Regions from separate parts of the Mus musculus genome. Here region 2 is linked to region 1. Evidence: chromatin loops called from intact Hi-C (ENCODE). Cell type or tissue: left cerebral cortex. All regions are shown on one strand. Each heading gives the region's core, and the rest is flanking DNA. Links, peaks and the distances in the headings are about the cores only. Region 1 holds the start of 2410004P03Rik (RIKEN cDNA 2410004P03 gene). Region 2 overlaps Greb1 (gene regulated by estrogen in breast cancer protein).

Region 1 (5,372 bases), core at 76-5,075:
AGAAGCGACATGTATCTATTTACCCCAGATAGAGAACCCACGACAGACCAAAGTATGAATACCAATAAACCAATGAGTTTTATTGGGGTTACTTACAGAGGCAGATATAAGTCAAAGACAATTGCATCACCCAAGACCACACCAGCGTGGGGGACAGCTCACAAAAGCTGGGAACCTGGTGTACACTGTACAATCTACAGGCAGCTCAACAGGTAGGAGAGTGTGCTTTCCAAGTGGCTTCATTGTTCCGAGGCTCTTCCTAGCAGCTCTGGTGGTCTCTGCTTCTTCCAGGCCACTTGGTGGGTCTCTAATTCTCCTTTGCAGCTTGGCTCATTTAAGAGGGACCCTCTGTACCAGCTATTGTTTACTGTCAGGAAAGTGAATCTGGTCAGTTTCAGGGACTTCCTGGAGTTCTTATGAGTTGTTTACTTTCTATCTTAAGGATCTTTGCTGCTGGAGAGGAAACTGACACACAACAAGAAGAGGTGTGGCCTATTGCCTGAGTCCCAGACACCAGAGCATCCTCCACTTAGGGTACCTCTGTCTACACTTGATTAACCATTTCTGTTCTCTGGCTGCACAGGGAAGGAACACCTTGCCTGACAGGAGTCAGGCACAGAGTGTAAGGGAAGGATTGAAAGGTCTATCAATAAACCCATCGCTGGTGACGAGGAAGAAAGGAGGGTGCCTGGAACAGCGTGATGGGAGGGTCTGAGTTTGGCTGAGCTGGATGAAGAAGCCACTGGTGCCACAGACGGGGTTGGGCTGCTTGGGACTAGAGAAGGAACAGAAGTGGAGTCCACAGCAGGACCCCCACTCTTAAGTCCTCGATGTGCCTTTTATAAGCTAAACTCAGGCTGCCTGGACAGTCACTCCGGTTGTATTCTTCCCTGTAGACTGGATTCCACTGTGGGCCTCAGTGTGACTCTGTGTAGGACCTATGTCCACAAAAGCTGCCTGGGGTTGTTGGGAGGCTCCTCAGTATCAATGACAGGATGCTGTGGGCTCTCTGGGCTTTCAGAAGGAACATACATTGTTGCCCTGGTTAGTTTACCTCAACTTAACACAAGCTACAGTTATCAGAGAGGAGGTAGCATCAGTTGAGAAAATGCCTCCATAAGATCCAGCTGTAAGGCATTTTCTCCCCCCCCTTCCTCCATAATCCATTAAAAAAAACTTTTTATTGATTCTTTGTGAATTTCACATCATGCACCCCAGTCCCACTTATCTCCCCACCCTTTGCCCTTGCAACCTCCCCCCCCCCCAATAAACACACAAACACACACACACACACACACACACACACACACACACACACACACACAAGAAAGGCATAGAAAGCATCTCATCATAGAAGCTGCAGTGTGGCACCGTGTGTCCCACAGTGTATCCCTCTGTCCACACATCTTCACTTGCAGATGTTCATCGCAACGAGTCATTGGTCTGATTGGAGATCTCTGGCTTCTGTGACACATCAGTATTGAATCCTCATTGGGACCCCCTCCTGGTCATCATACTGTTGCTCTGTGTCATGGAGATCCTGCAGCTTTGGAACAGCAGGACTGGCCCTTTCATGTGTCCCAACCATCTGCAAATGATAAAGATTTTGGAGTGGGCCAATTCAGAGCCCTGGGTCTGGGCCCAGGTGGTAACTGGGGTGGTTAGCACTCAGTCAGCTCTCCCTTCTTTGCACCTCCAGGGAGAGCTCTCCAGCGCTGCTCCAGCTAGACCACCCAGTGCTGACATGGGCAGGAGGCAGGTTCTGCTCTCCTTTCCTGATGCCCTCTGGGCAGGCCCATGTGCTCCCACTCCTCCAGAGCCAGCTCCACTGTGCTGCCCAGTCAAGGCTTGTGGCCCATTCTCCCTAGGGCTGCAGCCTTCAAGGGCCTGGGCTAGTTCTCCTGCCCTCTTACCCTTAGGGCTGGATCATCCCTGCCTTCACTATTAGGACCACTATGCTGCCCAGTTGAGGTGCAGGGCCAGCTTGCCTGAGTGCTACTGCCAGTGAAGGGGTGGGGCTAGTAAGGCATTTTCTTAATTAGTGATTGATGGGGAGGGCCCAGGCCATTATGTATGGTGTGATCCCTGGGCAGGTGATCCTGGGTTCTAAAACATAAAAGGCTGAGGGCTGGAGAGTGGCTCAGTCGTACAGATAGCTCAGCTCACTGGGTGCTCTTCCAGAGGTCCTGAGTTCAACTCCCAGCAACTACATAGTGGCTCACAACCATCTATAATATGGTCTGATGCCCTCTTCTGGCATGCAGGTGTACATGCAGATAGAGCACTCATACATAAAATAAATAAATAAAAATTTTTAAAAGATAGCAGGCCGAGTAAGCCATGGGGAGCAAGCCAGTAAGCAGTACCCCTCCATGGCTTTTGCATCAGCTGCTATCTACAGGTTTTAGCCCTGTTTGAGTCCCTGCCCTTACTTTCTTCAGCGATAGATTACGATATGAAAGTGGACGCCAAATAATCCATTTCCTTCCCTACTTGCTTTGGTCATGATATTCCATCACAGCAATTAAAAACCCTAAGATGTCTTCTCTTCCTGCCCCTGGTCTCTCGTCCCTTCGTCTGGGACCCTGAGTTCTCCACCAGGGGGCAGCACAGGGTCTTGCTCCAGTTCACCAGCTCTGCGGAACACGGAGCACTCACAGCTTTTGGAGACTCAGCAGACACTGTCCCGCTCTCCCGCCCAGGGGAAGAGCTGGGCAAAGCACCTACCATCTGCACCCCACCGAGTGGCTCCGAAGTCTTTGGAGGGCGCACAGTGGGTCCGCCCCTTCCGCATGCGCACTTGGGAGTCGCCTGTTCCCTGGGCGACAGTCAACACAAGCAGGGCTGCAAAACACAGCTGGGCGCAGATGCTGCCCCAGCCTGGAGAGTTTTTGTCCCCCATCAGTCACTCTCTCTGAGCTCGAAATCCGGTGAGGGACGAAGCGGGAGCACCTTGTGCAGGTTATCCTGGGTTCAGGCAGAAAGTCTCAACCAGTCTTTCTCTTTTCTCTCCCTCTCCTGATTCTCCAGTCCCCCATGGGCAGCCAACATCGTGGGCTACCAAGAACCACATCCGCTGGGTACAAACCGCCCCCTACCAGGCAGCTTGCCTCAATTTCTGCGGCCCTGGGGGATGGCCCTGCTGCAAGCAGGGCTCTCGCCGGTGGTTGCCAGGGGACCCCAGCCCTGGGTGTGCAACAGGACCAGCTGTGGAGGGAGCTTGTGGAAGCCGAAGCACGAGGCCAGAGGCGTTGGTGAGTGTCCTGCCCCCCCTTCTCCCCGAATCTCTCACATCTCCATCCACCTTGGGGGGTCTGAGAAAGTGCAGAGGAAAGAGTTCAGAATATATGGAAAGATCAGAGGGGGAGAACGTGGAAGTAGGGTGCAAGAGAGGCCAGCCTAGACCCAGACTGTGACTAAAGCAGCTAGGGCCTCATTCCCAACAGATAGCTGGGAATATAGGTATAGACAGGGCTCTGGTCCCATCTATGGCCACACAACAATCTCTCTGTCCCTCCTCTTCTGGGAGGAAGCTGGCAGCTGGAAGCCATGGCACTGCCTGGGGCGGGACTCTGGCCTGGGGGTGGAGGTGGGGGTAGGGAGCTTCCTTCCTGGTTTCATTCAGTGATGGATACCAGGAGAAGCCTGGTAGGTTTGCCCAGAGTTCCAAGGGGGCCTGGCTTCCTGGACCCCAAGAGAAGTAGGTAGACTAGGCAAGTATGATGACTCAGAGCTGTACGCCCAGTGTGAGTTTGAAGTTAGTAAGACAAAACCAAAGACTGTGGAGTGGCTGAAGCCCAGTGGGAAGGAAGATGGCTACTGAGCAACCACTTAAAACTGTGAAAAGTCTAAATGAAGGCTTTCCAAATACACACGCCGGTGGCTGCATTTTTAGTTTCTTTTCGCCCCTCCTTTAGTCTGGCGATCAGACTCAAGGTGGTAGCAGTCACTCCATCAAGGAGCTCATTCACATAAACATAAGCACATGTCAGAATTTCCTTCTTCAGGGCAGAGTAATATTCTATTCCATGAAAAAAAAATCATTTTCACATGTTGGCTGTTGTTAGGTGTCACAGCAAACAGAGGAGAGCAGATTTCCCTTTGAGACCTGGCTTCCCATTTTTCAGATAAAATTTTCAGAAGTGGAACCGGTTCTAGTTTTGTTGGGAGGGACTCTCCTGCTGTTTTTCACAATTTCTGCCCTACTTTGCATTTCCATTAACAGTGTACAAGGACTCCAAGTTCTCACCAACCCTGCTGATGCTCACTGGTTGTTTTTAGTGCCTCCGTCCACCTAATTAGATGGTCAGAAACACAACCCTAGGCTGGCAACTGGTGATAGTATTGGAGTGGAGTTGTCAAGCTGTCAATCAGACACTGTCACTAGCGAGATAGAAATGGGATTAGAGGGTGCTCCCTATTGCTTTAGAATTGCTTCCGGGGAGCTGGGGTGTCCCTGGAATATCTGGCAGAATCCACCCCCTGTGTTGGTTGTGGTGTGAGGACACAGGAGAGACGCAGGGCATTCACTCTCCTCCTAACATGGCCTTTGTGGGGGAGCACTATTACCCCAAAAGACTTCATTAAAATATGTAAACTTGGTACTAGAGCGATGCCTCGACGGTTAAGATCACTTGTTCTTACAGAAGACCCAAGTTCAGTTGCTTGAACCCACATCTAGCGGCTCATGACTGCCCACAACACCAGGTTTAAGGAATCTAGCACCCTCTTTTGGTCACCACAGGTACTGCACACACAGTATGCAGTGCACATACAGACACATGTGCATTCTTTAAAAATTTGCAGTATGTAAAGCTGAGTCCTAACATGGTGTTTTAGTTACCTTTCTATTGCTATGATAAAACACCATGACTAAGGCAGCTTATAAAAAAGTATTTAATTTGGGGCTCGTGGTTCCAGAGGGATAGAATCTGTGATCATCATGGTGGAAAACATGGCAGCAGACAGTCAGGCAAGTTGCTGGAGAAGTAGCTGAGAGCTCACATCTTTATCCATAAGCACAAGGCAGTGAGAGCCAACTGGGAATGGCATGGGCTTCTGAAGCCTCAAAGCCAACTCAGTGACACACCTCCTCTAACAAGGCCACACCTCCTAATCCTTCCCAAACAGGCCCACCAACTGGGACAAGGAACGGTTCACACAGATAAGCATATAGGAACCATTCGCATTCTAACCATCACAAATGCTGATGAACCAAGACCATAATCCCAGCACTGGGAAGGTAGAGGCAGGAGAGCTCAAAGGTCAAGGCTGCCTGGTGTAGCAGTGTGCACCTTTAATCCCAGCACTCAGTGGCAGAGGCAGAGGCAACCTGGTCTACATAGAAAGTTCCAGGCCAGCAGGACCACAGT
Region 2 (5,372 bases), core at 152-5,151, 290 kb after region 1:
GTTAATATCTGGTGGAGGAGATAAATGAGTACCAGAGACCTGTGGGAGGAAGGGGGCAAAGAGACCTGGGGACTGCCTTCAGACTCCAGTCCAGTGCTCTCCCACCATCGCTGTTCCTAAGGACACGTCTTAGGGACAAGACTTCTCTGCTTTCAAGCCTTCTGACATCAAGTCTTCTCTGCTCCCCTTCTCTTCTTGCTTTGTCTCTCCCTCCTCCCTTGACTCTGTGAACAGGGCTGAGCTGGCGCTTAGGGTCTGAGACACTACACTGGAAGGATCCTTAGAAAATGTCCATCCTAGGAATGGGGTTGCAGCTCATGGGTAGAGTGTGGTGCCTGAGTTTTATTTTTACCACTGAGGAAGAGACTGAGGTTCAGAGAAGCACCCTGGGCTGGAATATAATTCTGTTGTGCCCAGAGGCTTCTCTGTAGATGCAATCCTCCTGCCCCTGCATGGATCCAAGACTCTTCAGTCTTGACTAGCTTCCACGTTCCTGGAGCCCTTATCATTCCCCACCCTACCCTGAAGACTCCTACCTTCCTCCAGGGGCTGTTTCTCCTCCAGGTGCTGATGCAGCAGCAGCCACATAACCAAAGACTGCCCTTGGTCATAAGGACAGGAGGTCCTCGCTGTCCATGGCTTTCCCCCTGAGCTTAGCTAGAAGACACTTAGTCCTGGTGTCATACAACTCATACCTCAGGCAACAGTGTGCCAGCTCTGCTCAGCCTGGGCCCGGAGCTTGGCTTTGGGCAGTAGCCTACAGAGGCTCCCTCAGGATTGGACTTGAACTCCCCAAGCCTACTTTGTGGAGTTGTGTGGGGAATGGAGATCTTTAAACTCCAGGCTGCTGGAGCCTTAAAAGATCTTCTGGGATCAGCCCGTTGAACCCCATTCTCCGCCTTCAGCTGTTCACTGCCTTGGTGGCTCAACATGATGTTCACACTCTATCCCGTCTCTAAGTGCTCACCCCACCTCTGTTAGATGGCCTTTAGAGCTCAACTCAGGGCCATAGTCTCCTCTCCCATTAAAGAATTCTTGAAGTCCCAGCACACGGCTCTGGTGAGCCTGACAGAGAGAGGGACTAAGTCAGAGACACTGGCTCACCCGAGTCACAGAGTTGAGTACAGGCATATTAATCAGAGCTATCATGCCTTCTGTCCTTGGGGGAAGGAGACACTCAAAAGCAGTGTGTAGGAAACTCCTTCTGAGTGACACTGGCTGCTCTCAGTGAAATGCTGCCCCCTGGTGGAGGATATGAACTAGGAGCCTTGTCTCAGACGAGGGTTGGGCTCTAAGGAAGCAGGGGACCTCCTCCTCAGAAATGCCAGATGGGGTCCCCTCTACCAGGTACGCTGGTATCTGATGTTTTGAGAGTACTTACTGGGGAAGAGTCCCAGTAGAGGCATTTCCTGTTAACCTTCTAGAGGAGGAAGAGAATCCTCAGCTGCAGCCCTGCCCTCTAGTAGTTCAGAAGCACTTCCTAGAGGAGCGGCCCGTCCTCTCTCTGAGGAGTTCTTCCTCTGTTTCTGGGACTAGTGTTGTGCGAGCTGAACACCTGGTGCAGAGGTAGGGCCCTATCTCTGATGCAAAGAAACCTGCCGGTTTGAAAGGGCTTTGTAGGGAAAGTACTTCATGCCCTTCAACCCTGTGCTACTTTGTTTCTCTCTATTTTCTTCTGCTTTGGTCTGTCTAATGATGAGGTTGCATTTGAGGTCCCTTTGGAGGGACTCTACGACAGTCAATCTCAAACTGCCTCAGGCTTCAGAAAAACCCAGGCACTAGTGACAGCATGTGCACTACTAGTGACAGCATGTGCACCCTTACCGTTAACTCAGAGGCCCTCTGTGGTAGCTCTAAGGAGAGTCTAGCAGAGACAGCTTGGATGAGCATCTTCCAGGTCTGTGTGTGCTCTCTGCTTCCACTGAAGGTGATGTTACCCTCAGCCTGGGTTCAGATCATCTGGGAGCTCCAGTTATCAGAATGACGCGCTCCCCACATGCTGAGCTACTTGAGTTCCTTGGACTAGGCTTGTGCTCAGACAGACAGGTTTTTGTTTGCTTATCTTGTTTTTAAAGGCAGAGTCTCACCATGTAGCCCTAGCTGGCCTGGAACTTACAATGTAAACCAGGCTAGCCTTGAGCTCAACAGAAATCTGCCTGTTTCTGTCTTCTGGGTGCTGGGATTAAAGGCATGCACCGCCACCCTTGGCTAGGTGGTTTTAAAAGTGTCCAGGTGAATTTAAAGTACAGCAGGGTTAAGACAAGGGGCTCTAGAGATGAGAAAATTTGTCAGGATTTTCAAGAAAATATGGTGGCCCATTCTTGGTACTTTGAATAATTTACAAATAGATTTAAGTCATGAGCATGTTGCCGTCTAGAGTGGGCAGAGACTCACATGCAACAGTGGGTCCAGCCTCTGGTCTTCCTTTGCAACATGTGACATTAGCTGTCCAGGTTGGATGGGGGGTGACAGTGGGGTTGGAGGGCAGGAAGGGGGTGTGCAGTGGATCAGCACTGCCCTCAAGTGGCAAAATTGTGTTGGTGCACTGAGTGCTGGACATTTCAGTAATAGGAGGTTGATGCTGGTGGCTGCAGTTTACTGAGCCCAAACCCTTGGCTAAGCATTTCATTTAAGCATTTTACTTGTATTCTCTCTACTTCTGATTAAACCACTTTCTCATTAGATTTTGTTATTATTATGGCCGTTTTTTAAAAATGCATCTTAGAGAGGTGCAGCCTAAATGCAACTGTGGAGTGAAACATTATAAAAATGGACAGGGTGTTTCCTTTTGCCTAGAGACTTGACTAGAGCTTAAAACCCATTGTAAGGCTGTGATTTTTTTTTAAAGGCCGTGATTTTTAAAACTACCAAGGGCTAAGGATAGTGTTAAGGTTAAGCCCAGTGTTAGAACATCTGCCTAGCACGTGCAAGGTCCTGGAGTTGAGCCCTACCTTTGTAAACAAAACAAAACAGACGGACACTCCAAATCAGGAAAGGTTTTTATTGATGCCAGTTTCCAATGGTGGCCTAACCCATGCTCTTAACTATTGTCTAGGTATCTTGCCAAACTCTGGGCCTCCCAAAAAACGGCACAAAGGGTGGTCCCCGGAGTCTAAATCAACCACGGATGGTGGCTTCATTCAGGGTGGTGGCAACAGAGCCAAGCACGGTAAGTGGCTAAGGCCTTGCCCAAATCCTAAAGTTGGGTACCAGTGGTGGTGGCCTGCTAGCAGCATGTGTGCATATATGCACACGTGGGCAGGCAGATGTACAAGGGGGTTCTGAGCAGCCAGACCCTGGCATAGCAGAAGGACCTCTTCTCATGTTCCTGCTGCTTCCTGAGGTCCAGTCTCCTGTGATAGTTCTGTATCAGCCCCCTGACCTAGCAAGGTCTCCAAGCAGCTCCTCAGCTGATGGTGTGGACAGTGTTTATTGGCGGGGAAGGTGGGGCTGAGTGAGTCCACAGGTTTATGAGTATGGAGGCAGCAGTTTTGTGGGCGGGTGGATGTTGGGCGGGCTGGGGACAGATGCCTCCTTTGCTGTGTTTTACTAATCTACTTGCTGTGTTTCTAGAAGGTACCAGCATACCTTGTGTGCCCCAGGCTGGCTTGGTGGGACCAGCTTCAGTCACCTTCCCGGTGGTGGCCTCTGGTGAACCAGTGTCTGTTCCGGACAACTTGCTGAAAATATGCAAGGCCAAGCCAGTGATATTTAAAGGCAAGTACAGCAGTGCACCCAGCAGTGGAGGTAGCGAAGTGTGCAAGGACTCCCACACGAAACTGTGACCTCCTCTCAGTCCGAGTCCATAGGCATCTTCCTGAGCGAATCTGGATGCTATCCAGGGCAATGATCAAATGAAGCGGCCCCAGGCTCCAGAGGGCCGAGAACGACACAGTTTGTCCCAGCAGGGGCATAGTGACATTACCCAGGACACTCACTGCTTGCTCATCTGCTGTCCTTTCCTTCATTCTCTGTTTCACTGAATCCCTGCTGTACTCGTCCAGCTACTGCGGAGGACTCGGGGGATGGACGAAGCAACCCCGTGGCTTTGTTCCACTGTCACCCCAAGCCACCAGTCATTTTGGATTGTGCAGCATTCAGACATAGTCACTGTTCCAGAAGCATTAGATAAGAGAGGATTTGATCTCCTCTGTGTGGTGGCTAGTATAGGTTACCTGGAGGTAGCATTGTAGCTCTTTCATGCTGTTCTGTGGGTGAATGGGTGAGAGAGGCGAGGCTGCAGAACTGGGACAGGCTGCAGGACTCAGAGGTGGACCCCGGCTCACAGACCGGCATCGCACACTGAGCAAACTCAGCGCAGTCTCTGCTTTGCTCGAGCGCACTTCCTTCCCTGATGCCCACCTCAGCTTCCCGGCCAGGCCAGCAGCTCTGTAACTTAGCTTTCATCCGGTTCTTAGGGGGGCTTCCGGCAGCCCCTTGCATGACAAGCGTGGCATCCCTTTTCTAAGGTAGCCACAGTGCCGCTTGTAAGCTGGCACATTTGTGAACGGTGCTGTCCAGCTGACCCCGCACCTCAGCACCAGAGGGGAGTAAACAGAAAGTTGGATTCACAGGCCTGCCCCAGAGACAGAACATACCTAAATTCTGAAACTTGGAGATGTGGGTGGGGCCAGCACATGTCTTAGCAAATCTGTCACACTTTGAGTTTGAGAAAGTTTTTCTCAGGAAGTGGCTCATGGAGTCCCATAGTGAGAGTCAAAGAGGGACATTCTTTCTCAGCATAACTGAGCATTTACCATCTCCCCATTGTGCAAAGGCTTAGAGAAGGTCAAGTTCTTGTCTAAGGTCATGTAGCTAATGATGACAAAGAAGGGGTCAGACCCCTGCTTGGGCAGGTCTACCCTAAGAGCTGTCATCAGAAGGATTCTAACATCCACTCCAGCACTCCTCAAGGTTGTTCACTTTCTGATCTTTGGGTCTAGACACCGACCTGTTTTGTTAACTCTGTTAGCTAACGATCCTTGGGAGGGTGCAAGGCGTGGTGGTGGGTCACACGTCTGGCGAACAGTCCTCACTGCGACACACATGCCGGCTGTTTCGAGGCCATTGCCATTTGGTTCTGGGCAAGCTTCTTTAATTTGGGCTTGAACTTGCTCAACTGCAAAATAAAGAGATTGGATGGCATGAACAAACAAATGCCCTGCCTATGGCTGGACATGATAGATGACATTTTGTCCTAGGTTCTAGTAGGGCAGAGTAGGTATACACAGCAGGGACTGTAGCAGGTCTGAGATTTCTCAGAAAAGGAGCCTCTGAGAGACCTAAGAGTTCTCCTGGCGCTTATGCTCAGGGGAGCTACAGTGGTACCTCACCAAAGCCGAGCACAAGACCAGTTGCTGAATTGGTTTTCT

The links. A loop is a pair of places that touch in the nucleus more often than their neighbours do. Peaks named below come from ENCODE experiments on the same cell type or tissue, not always from the same donor. Only the 100,000 strongest peaks of a DNase experiment are listed, where the experiment ranks them.
Region 2: it touches region 1 in a loop (5-fold over the local background); 18 of 42 quality-filtered maps call a loop at or near these places.

Annotation. Positions count from the first base shown.
Region 1 is chr12:17,009,010-17,014,381 of GRCm38, reverse strand. It overlaps 2410004P03Rik (RIKEN cDNA 2410004P03 gene), which reads left to right and starts at 2,655. Exons shown (of 5, transcript NM_001201332.1): 1 at 2,655-2,930; 2 at 3,031-3,254. The coding sequence starts at 3,037. In left cerebral cortex, for the core only: CTCF peaks have their summits at 2,597 (motif pointing right) and 4,730 (motif pointing left); a DNase peak (open chromatin) is centred at 2,610; H3K4me3 peaks cover 565 bases.
Region 2 is chr12:16,714,973-16,720,344 of GRCm38, reverse strand. It overlaps Greb1 (gene regulated by estrogen in breast cancer protein), which reads left to right. Exons shown (of 35, transcript NM_015764.4): 10 at 3,056-3,169; 11 at 3,574-3,717. Among named protein-coding and RNA genes, the nearest start is that of Ntsr2, 64 kb to the right of the region's middle. In left cerebral cortex, for the core only: CTCF peaks have their summits at 1,244 (motif pointing left) and 2,538 (motif pointing left); DNase peaks (open chromatin) are centred at 1,234 and 2,517.